3 separate regions of the Homo sapiens genome follow, and regions 2 and 3 are each linked to region 1. Evidence: chromatin contacts called from ENCODE Hi-C or POLR2A ChIA-PET data. All regions are on one chromosome and are shown on one strand. The core of a region is the stretch at or near the end of the contact, and the rest is flanking DNA. Distances in the headings are between cores, read along the strand shown. Region 1 holds the start of RAB35-AS1 (RAB35 antisense RNA 1). Region 2 overlaps SCARB1 (scavenger receptor class B member 1). Region 3 holds the start of ATP6V0A2 (ATPase H+ transporting V0 subunit a2).

Region 1 (4,250 bases), core at 1,056-3,555:
GGCTGGTCTTGAACTCCTGACCTCGTGATCCTCCCGCCTCAGCCTCCCAAAGTGCTGGGATTATGGGTGTGAGCCACAGCGCCCGGCCTAAGGCTCTCTTCTTATAACCTCTGCAATCCGTGGCACATAAACACTCATTAAATAGTTACCAAAGAAATGAAGGAATTTATGCCGATTGCTTTCCAGATGACACATGCAGGCAAAGTCAGGAATCTGGTTTTAATGGCCAATTTGGATTTATTTCCCAAAAATATCCTACAGCCTTATTATCAGGAAGCTGCCTTGAAAATGTGTGCTAGAGTCTACAGTAGGAAATGGCTCAAAGTATGAATCAGTGCAAAATGACCTTGAGTAACATTGGTTACAGTCTGTCACATGCCTACATGTGCCAGGTAATTTACAAACATAACTCTAAAACAACCATTCTGTGAGGAAACGGGGGCTTTGAGATAGTGTGATGTGACTTACCTAAGATCACAAAGCTTTTAAGGGATGGAGGCCAGGATTCCAAAGCTAGCATTGGAACGAAAGTCTTCCCGACACCAGCCCAGGTTGTGAAGATGAGCTAGGAGGACCTACTGCCTCGCTGGCTGGTTAGGGCTGGGCGTGCCTCCCTGGTGGAAGGAAGGTACATACCTTCCTTCTCCCCCTCTATTTCCTAAAACTGCTGAGTCAGAGGATGGCCCTAACCTTCCCGACCAAGGGGGACTTTCTATCGGGAGCACATGAGCAGCTCTTCTCCCTAGCCAGTACCTTCAGATTCCAAGCTCATGTTATTTCGATATCACCACACTGATTCTCAGCTCCCGGAAAAACAACTCAAGGCTTGAGTCAGACACTCCATGTGTTGTTCAATGATCCCGCCTGCAACAATGTTTATTATAACCAAAAAATATAAACAGCATGAATGTCTATTAATAGCGGAGTGGTTAAATAATAGTACATCCGATGGTTATCGGATGGAGTACCATACCACGCAGATGTTAAATGATAAAAGTGTACTGTTAAATAGAAAAAGCAAGGTATGTACATATATGTTTGTACAGGCAAAGGAAATTCACTGGGGGGCACTTATTCATTCAACAAATATGTGTTAAGCATTTTAAGGTTACCTGTGAAACTAACAGGGGTTACCTGTGAGGAGTGCTTCAGAAGGAAAAATAGTAACTTGTACTTTTCAGTAAACTTCTGCACATAATTTTAAGGACGAACATTGTTTTTTTTTTTTGAGACGGAGTTTCGCTCTTGTTGCCCAGAATGGAGTGCAATGGCGAGATCTCAGCTCACTGCAACCTCCGCCTCCCGGGTTCAAGCGATTCTCCCGCCTCAGCCTCCCGGCATTGCTTTTTATAAAGTCAAAAGAAAAGGAAGTTTGATAAAACAAGTAGAACTATCCGATAAATACTCGCCTGGAAAGGGACAGGATTATAAGAAACAGGTAATAAGGAGCTTAAAACCCTCTGCAGTTCTGCAGTGAGGATGGTCGTGGGGGCATACAACTTTCCGTTTCAGGTCAGTTTAGGTAGGGCAGGTGGGAACTCACTCTAAAACGAGAAACCGGGGCTGATGACAAAATGCACACGTTTAGCTTCTGGCGGCCCAGGTCTTCCTAGCCGCAGATTCTGAGACGTGTATCTGCAGGTGGTGTGAAATTGAAGCCGGGGGAGCGGTTGCTTTCGGTCTCCGAGGTGCGCCTTGCACACTGGGTCATTCAGCTCCCAGGCTCGGCTCGGAGCTGGACCACTCCCTCCCCTCCACCAAAGAGGCAATGTGGGCTCCAAGAGGTCACAGCGCTGGGATGGGATTTCGACCCCGCGCTGCCCTCAAAGGCCACCTCCTCGCAGCTCTGCTCCCGCCGGCAGCTCCCGTTCTGTCCAACTCGGAAGCCGCCCGCCGCCCTCGGCGTCCACTCCACAGGCCCGGGGCCGGGGCCAGCTCCGCGGGGGAGGGGTCGGTGCGGAAGGGGCGGGGTACCGGGCCTTCCCCGCGCGACTCTGCCTTCTACGGCCCCGGCCCCTGCCTCTGGAAACCCGGAGCTCGTGCGAGCCCCGCCCCACGGTCGCGGCGTGCCTGTCATTTCCTCTCCGCAGGGCGTGCGGGTCTCGAAGATGAGGGAGCAACAACGTCCACGACCGGGCTTCTCCGGCACCTTGGGCTTCTTTCCGCTGGGACTCGACAGCGGCTCGGCTCCGCAAGCTCTCAGCGCCCAGGGTGGCGGCGACGACGCTCCCCGAGGAGACGCGAGGAAGACGGGCCCGCGCTTGCTGGGACTCCGTCAGGGCGCGTGCGCGACCCGGGCGCGGCCGGCTCAGGCTGCGGCTGCGCAAGGCGGTGCCAGACGCTGCGCCTGCGCAGTGGTGGGGCGGGGCGGGAAGGAGGGAGGCGGTGGTAGCGGCGGCGGCTGCTGAGGAGGAGGAGGGGGAGCGGAGGGAGGTGTTTCTGTCAGTTCCGGCTGTTTGTTCGGGAAGTGGATCCGCCGCTGCCGGAGCAGCCCGAAGGGAGCTGCGGATCGCGAGGCCAGTACCGACCCCGCCCGCCCGCGCGCACCGCCCCCGCCCGCCATGGCCCGGGACTACGACCACCTCTTCAAGCTGCTCATCATCGGCGACAGCGGTGAGGGCCGCAGCGGCCGGAGGCGGCGCGGGCCCTGCCGGGCGCGGCCCGCGGGGGCCTCGGGGCGGCAGGCGGGCGGGGAGGTGCCGGCCCGTGCGGGGCGGGCGGGCGGGGCAGCCCGGCGGTCTGGGCCCCAGGGGTGCGCCGAGGGGCTCCGGACCGCGCCGAGGGGAGGTTGGGGCGCGGGGCGGAGGGGCCAAGCGCGCCGGGTCCAGTCATCGCGCCTGTTCCTGCCTCACGTGTGACCTTGGTCAAGTCGCGCGATCTCTGGAGTTGGAGAGACGTGGGTTCGAGTCTCAGGACTACCACCTGCCTCGCGCTGACCTTGGGCAAGTTGCTTCGCCGTCCTGAGCCTCAGTTCCCTCATCTGAGAAGTGGGGATGTGCCTTGCTGGGTGGTGTGAGGATTCGATGGGATAAAGTAGGAAAAGTGCGTAGCGCCCTACCCGGTAAAGTAAGCTCGAAGTAAATGTTCACTATTGTCATTATCATCAGTATCCTTTATAAGCGTCAGTTTCTTCCCATCTAAAATGAGGACGTTCTCAGAACCTGCCTCATGGGATTGCCGTGAGGTTTAAATGAGGTAAGTCGGATAAAGGGCTTTGCACAGGGTCTGGCATATTCCTGCTGAATTATTATATCCCTGCGTGGTTCAGTTTCCTCATCTGTAAGATGGAATGATAGTTGGATCTGCCTTATGGGGTTGATGTGAGTATTAAGTGAGATTCTGCAGTGTTGCTCACAGCTCCTGGCACATAGTGAGTTGTCACTGTTTGCTGTTACACTACTATATACAGAGGGGTCCTGGGGATGGGACAGCCAAAATTATAAAAGTGCTTTGGCCACACACACACACTGCTTGAGGGCTCCTAGCTCTGATCACTGCTCTAGCTCCAGTGCCTAGAACAGTGCCTGGCACCCAGTACATGCTTAAGACATATTTGCAGAAGGAATTAATGAATATTAAGTGTCCTTCGAAAAGGTAGACTGGTTTCTGGGAAAAGGTGGAGGGTTTTAGAGCTGTTTGGAGTGTGGCAGGTGAGCAGGTTTATGGAGTGACCAAGAGGTCAGGAAGGCAGGCCCCAGAAGGTTTATGGGAGCGAAACTGAGGTGCTGGGGTTATATGATGTTCATGAAAGAGTCTTGGGAGCATGCTCAGTTTGTAGACCAGACCTGAGCTGAGTGTGGGGAGGGATGTCTTATGATTGGAGGCAGAGGCCAGGCTGGTGGTAGAGCCCATGGACTGTTAAGGAAAGGGGATCAAATCAAGTGAGCGGTATGACTTGGGATGTAGGAGTGTTGGGTAGCGATGTCAGAGCTAGGTCAGGGAAGTGGGTGGTTTTGGCCTCCCTTTTAAAGCTGGATGGAGATGTGGTTGGTGGTTTGGATCAGGTGAAGGATGGCTGAGGTTTCCGTGGTTGCTGGAGGAGGGGAGAGGTAAGGGGGAAAGCTGGGGGCTAACCAGGGAGATGGAAGAGTAACTGAGGTTGGGGAAGGAGGTAGAAAGGTGGAGTACTGACTGGTTATGGTTTGAATGAAGGGAAACCAGGCAAGCTCTGGAGTGTTCTCTTGGAGATGGCCTTTGGTATTCTTCAGGGTCTTGAGGCTTCTTCCTTTACATGATTTCCTTGCAGCCCT
Region 2 (4,250 bases), core at 1,175-3,674, 4.7 Mb before region 1:
AAGAGAACAGATTGGAGCCATCTAAAAGTTCTCATCTTAAGTGTAGATCATTGCAAAGGATGGAATTTTCTCCGATTGTCATCATCGTTGATGTTTGAATATGAGACCATTTCATCAGTATTTAAGTGTGCCCGCTGGGATCTAACTAGGAGAGGAGAGGGTATTCACTGCCGAACATTTCAAAGAATATACGAACAAGCTCTTTTATGGTCAGAAATGTTAGCCCTTTTCCCCTTAAACTTGTATTTCCTTTCTTCTTCCCTCCTAAAATTTTATCTAAATGATATTTATATTTGATGCTTTTAAGCCTTTTATTAATCACTCCTATACTTGCCTGCAACATAAATATATAAGTTGAAGCAAACTTTTTTTTTTTATTTCTTGTGACCATCAAGGGTAAATTTTTTTAGGTCTGGGGCTGCCATAACAAAATACCATCAAGGCCGGGCGTGGTGGCACACGCCTGTAATCCCAGCCCTGTGGGAGGCCAAGACCGGAGGATTGCTTGATGCCAGGAGTTCAAGACTAGTCTGGGTAATATGGTGAGACCCTCATCAATACAAAAAAAATACAAAAATTAGCCAGGCGTGGTGGTGGGCGCCTGTGGTCCCAACTACTCAGGAGGCTGAGGTAGGATTGCTGGAAGCCAAGAGGTTGAGGCTGCAGTGAGCTGTGATCATGCCACTGCACTCCAGCCTGCGAGACAGAGTGAGACACTGTCTCAAAAAGAAAAAATACCATCAATAGGTGGCTTAAACCATTTATTTCTCACAGCTCTGGAGGCTGGAAGTCTGAGACCAGGGTTCCAGCAGGGTTGGGTTCTGGTGAGGCGTCTCTTCCTGGCTTCAGACGGCCGCCTTCTCTGTGTCCTCACATGGCCTTTCCTCGGTGTGAAAGGGGGAAGAGAGAGGGAGAGCGAGAGCTCTGTGGTGTCTCTTATAAGGACACTGATGCTATCAGATCAGGGCCTCATTTAATTATTTTCTTAGAGGCCCCATCTCCAGACACAGCCACACTGGAGGTTAGGGCTTCAACAGGAATTTTGGGTCAACACAAACATTTAGCCTATACCATCTGGATTGCCTTTCAAGTCTCAGGACACAATTGGTCAAAACTATATTACTATGTTTTATGTGACATATCAAAGTAGCAAAATTTTATTGGAATGCATGTCCTTTTGGTATGCATTTTATATATCTTTTTCATTTACAGATTAGAGTTGTGTGTGAGTGTGTGTACAATTCCATGAATTTTGACATGTTTATAGAGTTGAGTCATTACCCCTACAATCAAGACAAAACAATTTCATCATCCCCCAAGATTTCCTCATGTCTTCCCTTTGTTTTTGTTTGTTTTACAGTGGGCTCCCATAATTTTTTTTTTTTTTTTTTTGAGACAGAGTCTCGCTCTGTTGCCCAGGCTAGAGTGCAGTGGTTCAATCTTGACTCACTGCAGCCTTCACCTCCCAGGCTCAGGAGAGCCTCCTGACTTAGCCTTCCGAGTAGCTGGGACCACAGATGTGTGCCACCACACCTGGCTAATTTTTTTTTTGTAGAGATGGGGGTCTGGCTCTGTTGCCCAGGCTGGTCTCAAACTTTTGGCTTCAAGCATTAGTCCCACCTCAACCTACCAAAGTGCTGGGATTAGAGGCGTGAGCCACTGCACCCAGCCTGCGACCTGTGCTGCCTTCCTCCCACTTTGTAGGGAAGTCCCTCATCCCCATGCTTAGCCCTTGGCCACTAGCTATTTTTACCTTTTCCAGAATGTTCTAAATGGGATCTACAGCCTGTAACCCTCTGAGCCTGGCTTCCTTCACTCAGCACTGTCTCTAGATGCATGCCTGTTGTTGTGTGTAGCAATAGTTCCTTTCTTTTCACTGCTGAGCAGAACTCCATGGGGTGCACACACCAGTGCTTTTCAGCCGTTCACTTATTGAGGGACACGTAGAGTGGTTGCAGCCTTTGGCAATTGCATTAGTTGGTTTTCACGCCACTGATAAAGACATACCCAAGACTGGGTAACTTTTAAAGAAAAAAGGTTTCATGAACTCACAGTTCATATGGCTGGGGAGGCCTCACAATCATGGTGGAAGGCAAAGGAGAAGCAAAGTCATGTCTTACATGGGACCAGAGAAGAGAGAATGAGAGCCAAGTGAAAGGGGAAACCCCCGATCAAACCATCAGATCTTGTGAGACTTACTCACCACCAGGAGAACAGTATGGGGTTAACCGCCCGTATGATTCAATGATCTCCCACTGGCTCCCTCCCACAACATGGGAATTATGGGAACTACAATTCGAGATGAGATTTGGGCAGGGACGCAGCCAAACCACATCAGCAACTATGAACAAAGCTGCTGTGAACGTTCATGTACAGATTTGTGTGTGAAGGCGTACGTTCATTTCCCTGGGGTGTATACCTCGGAGTGGAGCTGCTGAGTCAAACTGGAGCTCTGCGTTTCACTTTTGGGGGACTGCCAGTTTCACAGTCGCTGTACCAGGCTGCATTCCCATCAGCTCTGCGTCCTCACCAGCATCTTGGTGTTTTCAGTTTTAAAAAACTTCAGCCCTTCGTAGTGGTTTCTCATTGTGGCTTTTATTTGCTTAGAAATACTTCTTGTCCTGAGATGAGTGGGACTTCCTCTCCACCCCCAATTAATTCATGTATCCGTGAATGACTGTCACGTATTGCTAGAATGAAACCAATTTTTACCATCAATTCTTTGTCCCTGCAAGTGCAGAGAAGCCTTGTTTTCATAAGGAAGTCACTGGGAGTGGAATTCTTATACTCCTTCTGGGTAGTATGCGAATGTCACACGGCGATCTGTCATTGGAAGCGATTCTCACTGATCTCCCAGCAGACAGGTCCGTTTGACCTTTCTTCAAATTTGTAGAAAGCAGCAAAGTGGAAACCACCGGCTTGCAAAAGCATTTCTTACCCAATCTTTAGATGGGTTCTCGAAACCTGTGTCCGGGAAGTTCCCTCTGATTGGGGCTGGAGGTCAGGGAGGCTTTGCCCGTTGGCTGTAGAGTGGAGGGGTGGGGGGTCTTGTGACCTGCCCGGGGAAATGGCAGGCGAGTGACAAGCTCAGGAGAGAGTCCAGGCCCCGAGGATGGTTCCCTTCAAACTCCCCATGTCTGATCCTCTGGGAAGCTGAGGCCAGCTTTGGTTATTTGATAGCCACGGTGAGGATTTTGACTTAATCTGTGTATGCAACACATCACAGACAGTTTTAACTCTTGCATTCAAGTCTACCTGCTCATAAAACAGAAAAAAAGACAGGCCCCAGAAGGCATTCGGTTTTTTTTTTTTTTTTTTTTTTTTTTTGGAGACAGGGTCTCACTTTGTCACCTAGGCTGGCACAATCACTGCTCACTGCAGCCTCAACCTCCCAGGCTCAGGCGATCCTCTCACCTCAGCCAGCCTCCCAAGTAGGTGGGATTATAGGCCTGTGCCACTACACCCGGCTAATTTTTTGTATATTTTTGTAAAGATGGGGTTTCGCCGTGTCGCCCAGGCTGATCTCCAACTCCCAGGCTCAAGCGATCCGCCCGCCTCGGCCTCCCAAAGTGCTGGGATAACAGGCATGAGCCACTGCCCTGGCCCTTAAGTCATTCTTGTGTTTGTGTGTGTGTGGGGTGTGTGTGTGTGTGTGTGTGTGTGTGTGTGTGTGTGTGTTCCCGAGGGACTTAGCCTCCCGTGTGTCTCATTGGGTGAACATCTTGCTTCTGAGTGAGGTTTGATTTTTTTGTAGGGTGTGCGTTTGGACACATCCTTGGTCTTAAGCCCAGCCAACGACCTTAGCCAGGGCTCAGGGAGGGAAGCACCGCCTGCCCCACAGCTGGAGGGCTGGGGTTCGGGACACCCGGTCGAGCTTCAGTGTCTCTGATTCTGAGCATCTTTGACTCTGCGAGACTTTCTTCTCATGCCTTCACTTCAGGCGCCAGCCCCTGCCAACGATGGGACTCCACTACTTACCATGTTGATTTAATTTGGCTTACTTTTTTTCTTAAAGAATTTTATTTTAAAAGGAAGGCAGTCATATCTGTGAAATTATGGGTCCTTTGGGCAAGTAATAGTTTTCCAGTCGCCATTAAAATAAATACCTAACTATTAAGGACGTTCCTCCCAGTACCTCGAAGCAGCCTGCTACCTGCAATCTCTGCACCATCCCATGATTGTGTCCCATGCACCCTTCTTCCTGCTCGGCCTGCATCGCCCCTGCGTGGCCTTTTCCCCCCTCTCTGCCT
Region 3 (4,250 bases), core at 515-3,014, 3.6 Mb before region 1:
GAAAACATCTACCTGTTACAAATGTAGGAGCCTGCTGCACCTGCAGCTGTTGCCTGAATGTTTTGGGTGCTATTCACAGCTCAGCGCAGCATCCATCAGGTGAATGGGTACAACTGCAGAAGTGGCTCCAGGAACCAGGAACCGCCCTGCATCTTACCTGCACCCTCGCCTGTCACTCAGGAGTCTCTCCATGACTTTGCAACTGCCTTATGGGGCTGATCTGGTATTAGATATCTGATATCAATGGATATCAGATCTCGGGTAGGGCTGATCCCTTTTGAAATTAAGGACACCTTAGGAAGATTAAGGGAAACAGTCAGGAGATGAAAGTGGTGGCCAGGAAATAAAATGTTCGCCTGAGTGGATTTCAATTCAGTCAGTAAGTACTTGCTTCACGGTCTCCCTTCCACACCCTGTTCTTTGCCTTCTTAGCACTTATCACAGCTCATAATCAGAGTGTGTTTAATCTGTCTCCTCCCACACTGGAAGCTCCAGGAACACAGGGACTGTGTCTGCCTTGCTCACCACCGAGTCTCCAGCACCAAAAACAGTGCCTGAACATAGCGGGCAGTCAAGAAAAGCTTGTCTGTTCATTCAACAAATGCCTATCGATGCCAATGACTGCCAAGGACTGCGTTAAGGTACTTACTCTCAGAGGTTGACAGTCCTTGGTGGAGACAAACAATAAACAAGTAAATGGACAAACAAATGTTTATTATTACTTGTTGGGGAGACAGCTTCCACTCGACAAACAATGACTGAGTTCTTAAGTCCTTACACACAATGGTATGTACAGCATTAAGCATCAGTGACCAAAACACAAAAATCCCTCTCCTCAAGCAGATGACATCCAGCTCCTTCCCATTTCTGGCTCTGTCTGGGCTCCTCCTGTTCCCTCCAACAAGGACCCTCTCCCCAGATCTTCCCCACGGCTGGCTCCTTTCTATTTGGGTCTCAGCTGAAATATCACCTTCTCCGGGAGGCTTCCTCGACAATCCCTTCACACTCACCTCCCGCCCGAATCACCTTCACATCACCCCGTTTCTTCTTTATGGCAAACCTTTTCTGGTTGACCTATTTATTTGGTTAATGCGCCCCCCTAACCCCCGTAAAGTTCCAAAAGGACTCCAAGAGGCCTTTGTGGGATTTGTTCTCCCGCTGAGCTCGGTGCCCGGAGCTGATGAAGACCACACGGGCGATCCTAACTAACTGGGGCAGAGCAGCCGCCGACCACACAGACGGCCGGCGACCCTGGAGTCAGCCCCGCGCTCCGGGAAGCTTTGGCCGCTGAGCTGGGGTGTCATCTTCCCCGTCTGGACAATGGGGACGGGGCGCGCCCTTCCTCGGTGCTCCCCGCGGGAGGGCCCCAGCGATGCGCGGGATTGGGGGCGCCAGGAGAGCAGGTGCGGCCCGCGTCTCCCGGGCGACACTCACGTCTCGGAACTGGACCAGGCCTTTCTCGCCCAGGGCGCTGAGGCACTCGTAGGCCGTGCCCGACTGCAGGAAGAGCTGCGCCAGGCACATGGTCTCGCTCCGGAACAGGGACCCCATGGCGGGCCGACCCGCGCCCGGAGGGGCTCGATGGGCGGCGGCGGCTCCGAGCCGCGCGGGCCCGCACACTCAGCCGGTGCGGCCCGGGCCTCGAGCTCTTCCTGTGGCCTGGCCGCGGCCCCGCACTATGGGGCTCCAGACTGCAGCGGCCGCCCCCGGTTCTGCCACCGCGGCCGCCGCTCCAGCTGCCGCCACAGCAGTCCGCGAGGTCCCGCCCCCAAGCCACTGCCGGTTCCGGTTCCGCCCCCGCGTCCCGCCCCCCCCGCCGGCCGACCAATGGACGCCCGAGGTTGTCGCCGCACGACGTGGCGGCAGGGCCAACCAGCGCGAACCCGGCGGGTACGACCACTGCAGCTGGCGCTCCGCCGGACTGGACGCAGAGCTAAATCCCGCGCGGCTCCCCGGCTTTCCTGGAGGAGTCTCGCCGAGTGTGCACGCCGCGAAGCTCACCCGTTCCTAGTGCACGACCCTGTGCTGCTGCGTGTGTGTGTGTGTGTGTGTGTGAGAGAGAGAGAGAGAGAAACGGAATCTCACGCAGTCCCACAGGCTGGAGTGCAGTAGCGCGATCTCGGCTCACTGCAACCTCCGTCTCCCAGGTTCAAGCGATTCTCCAGCCTCAGACTCCCCAGTTGCTGTGACTACAGACGCGCGCCACCCGCGTCCAGCTAATTTTTTTGTATTTTTAATAGAGACGGGGTTTCACCATGTTGGCCAGGCTGGTCTCAAAACTCCAGAGCTCAGGTGATCCGCCTGCCTCGGCCTCCGCAGTGCTGGGATTACAGGCGTGAACCACTGCGCCCGGCCCTGCTGCTGGTTTTTTATGGATAGGGTTTCCCTCTGTGGCCCAGGGAGGAGTGCAGTAGCACGAGCTCGGCTCGCTGCAACCTTGACCTCCTGAGCTCAAGCGATCCTCCCACCTCAGCCTCTGGAGGAGCTGGGATTACAGACGCGCGCCATCACACCCGGCTAATTTGTTTTTAAAATGTTTATAGAGAAGGGGTTTCATCATGTTGGCCAGGCTGGTCTCGAACTCCTGAACTCAAGCAATCCTCCCGCCTTGGCCTCCCAAAGCGCTAGGATTACAGGCGTGATCCGCCGCCCGGAGGGATCCTAGGCTTCTTCGTGAAGTTGGAGTGTGCAGCCAGCATCCCAATCCAGTTTTCAAACATTTCCCACCGACCTCGCAAGACTCCTCCTGCTCAGTTGCAGTCTCCCCTTCCCGCCCGGCCTGGCCACCACAGGACAATTTTGTCTCGCTAAATTTGCCACCTCCAGGCTTGTCCTGTCGATGGAATCACACAGCACCCAGTGTGTGTTCCCCACACTGACCGGGAAGCAGTGGCCCCCCGCCCCAGGCCGCAACCTCACCGCTGTCCCAGTCGAGTCTCTGCTTACATATCCCCTTCCTTGAGACTGTCCCTGGAGTCACATCCTTGTTCTATTTCCTTCACTGCACCTGCCACCATCTGAAATTATCTTGTCTGTGTGTTAGTGCCAGTCTTCCCTGCTAGAATGGAAGCTCCACCAAGGTGGGGACATTGTTTCTGCCACTGTGGTATCTCCAAGCCCCAGCACATAGTAGCCACTCAATAAATAGTTCATGAATGCATACATAAATGTATAAACTTAAAAAAGTTAAAACCATAGACACTCCAGACCCCATTCTGCCAAACTGAGTTTTTTCCTTCTTTTAAGTACAAAAGGCGTCCTCACAAAGCCCACAAAATCAAGCTAAATTACCTGTCATTTGGAAGTTTTAAATTTATTTTCCATAAATACCTGAAATCCAAAGCTAGTTACACTAGGCTGGGTGCCCTGGCTCACTCCTGTAATCCCTGCACTTTGGGAGGCTGAGGCAGGTGGATCACTTGAGGTCAGGAGTTTGAGACCAGCCTGGCCAACATGGCAAAACCCCGTCTCTACTAAAAAAATATAAAAATTAGCTAGGCGTGGTGGTGGGCACCTGTAGTCCCAGCTACTCGGGAGGCTGAGGCAAGAGAATCGCTTGAACCTGGGAGGTGGAGCTTGCAGTGAGCTGAAATGGCATCCCTGGACTCTAGCCTGGGCAACAGAGTGACACTCTGTTTCAAAAGAAACAACAACAACAAAAAGATACAGTAAGAACTGTGAAGGTGAATTCAAAGGCTGAAGTTCAGACAATAATTGACTCAGACCCCAGCTCCGTCAGTCCAGTACTGACCCAGATTCCTGAGTCAGCCCTAGAGGGGTCGGGTGAAGGCCCAACACCACCACAGTACAGATGCTGAAATTCACGGTATTTCCATCATGCAGAAACTTAGGACCTCTGCAGTGACTAGCTCATCCCCCTATTTGAAAGTGGACTCAGGCCGGGCGCAGTGGCTCATGCCTGTAATCCCAGCACTTTGGGAGGCCGAGGCGGGTGGATCACGAGGTCAGGAGATCGAGACCATCCTGGCTAACACAGTGAAACTCCGTCTCTACTAAAAATACGAAAAATTAGCTGGGCATGGTGGTGGGTGCCTGTAGTCCCAGCTACTCAGGAGGCTGAGGCAGGAGAATGGCGTGAACTCGGGAGGCGGAGCTTGCAGTGAGCAAAGATCACGCCACTGCTCTCCAGCCTGGGCAATAGAGCAAGACTCCGTCTCAAAAAAAAAAAGAAAAAAGAAAATGGACTTAAGACTGGAGGAAAATTTGAAATTGCCCCTGGGCAGGAACTC

The links. Hi-C counts contacts between places; a loop is a spot of excess contacts on that map. ChIA-PET counts read pairs that join two places held with the same protein, here RNA polymerase II (POLR2A). Pooled maps may share reads with other maps.
Region 2: a pooled map shows a loop between it and region 1 (20-fold over the local background). The contact joins the enhancer-like site here to the promoter of RAB35-AS1 in region 1. A Hi-C loop is called at or near these places in 4 of 37 single-sample maps with no recorded cell type and 3 of 50 pooled maps. POLR2A ChIA-PET finds 5 or more read pairs at or near these places in 1 of 52 experiments (B cell).
Region 3: a loop to region 1 is called in a pooled map, with 8 times the contacts of the local background. The contact joins the promoter of ATP6V0A2 here to the promoter of RAB35-AS1 in region 1. A Hi-C loop is called at or near these places in 6 of 50 pooled maps.

The regions. Positions count from the first base shown.
Region 1 is chr12:120,114,962-120,119,211 of GRCh38, reverse strand. It overlaps RAB35-AS1 (RAB35 antisense RNA 1), which reads right to left and starts at 2,305. Exons shown (of 1, transcript NR_182302.1): 1 at 209-2,305. RAB35 (RAB35, member RAS oncogene family) reads left to right here and starts at 2,459. Exons shown (of 6, transcript NM_006861.7): 1 at 2,459-2,613. The coding sequence starts at 2,562. RefSeq lists enhancers at 391-440, 481-550, 581-680, 1,684-2,475, 2,476-3,268 and 1 more and silencers at 1,393-1,571, 1,559-1,618, 1,709-2,058, 2,219-2,528, 2,629-2,758.
Region 2 is chr12:124,772,970-124,777,219 of GRCh38, reverse strand. It overlaps SCARB1 (scavenger receptor class B member 1), which reads left to right. Exons shown (of 13, transcript NM_005505.5): 13 at 1-364. Among named protein-coding and RNA genes, the nearest start is that of SCARB1, 89 kb to the left of the region's middle. RefSeq lists enhancers at 2,513-2,672, 2,733-2,782, 2,793-2,952 and a silencer at 2,863-3,157. Within about 2 kb of position 2,424, at least 14 of the 41 ENCODE cell types and tissues checked have a DNase peak (open chromatin) inside an H3K27ac peak, as active enhancers do.
Region 3 is chr12:123,709,867-123,714,116 of GRCh38, reverse strand. ATP6V0A2 (ATPase H+ transporting V0 subunit a2) reads right to left here and starts at 1,764. Exons shown (of 20, transcript NM_012463.4): 1 at 1,435-1,764. The coding sequence starts at 1,551. LOC105370042 (a long non-coding RNA gene) reads left to right here. Exons shown (of 3, transcript XR_945477.4): 3 at 1-1,351. RefSeq lists a silencer at 1,390-1,939.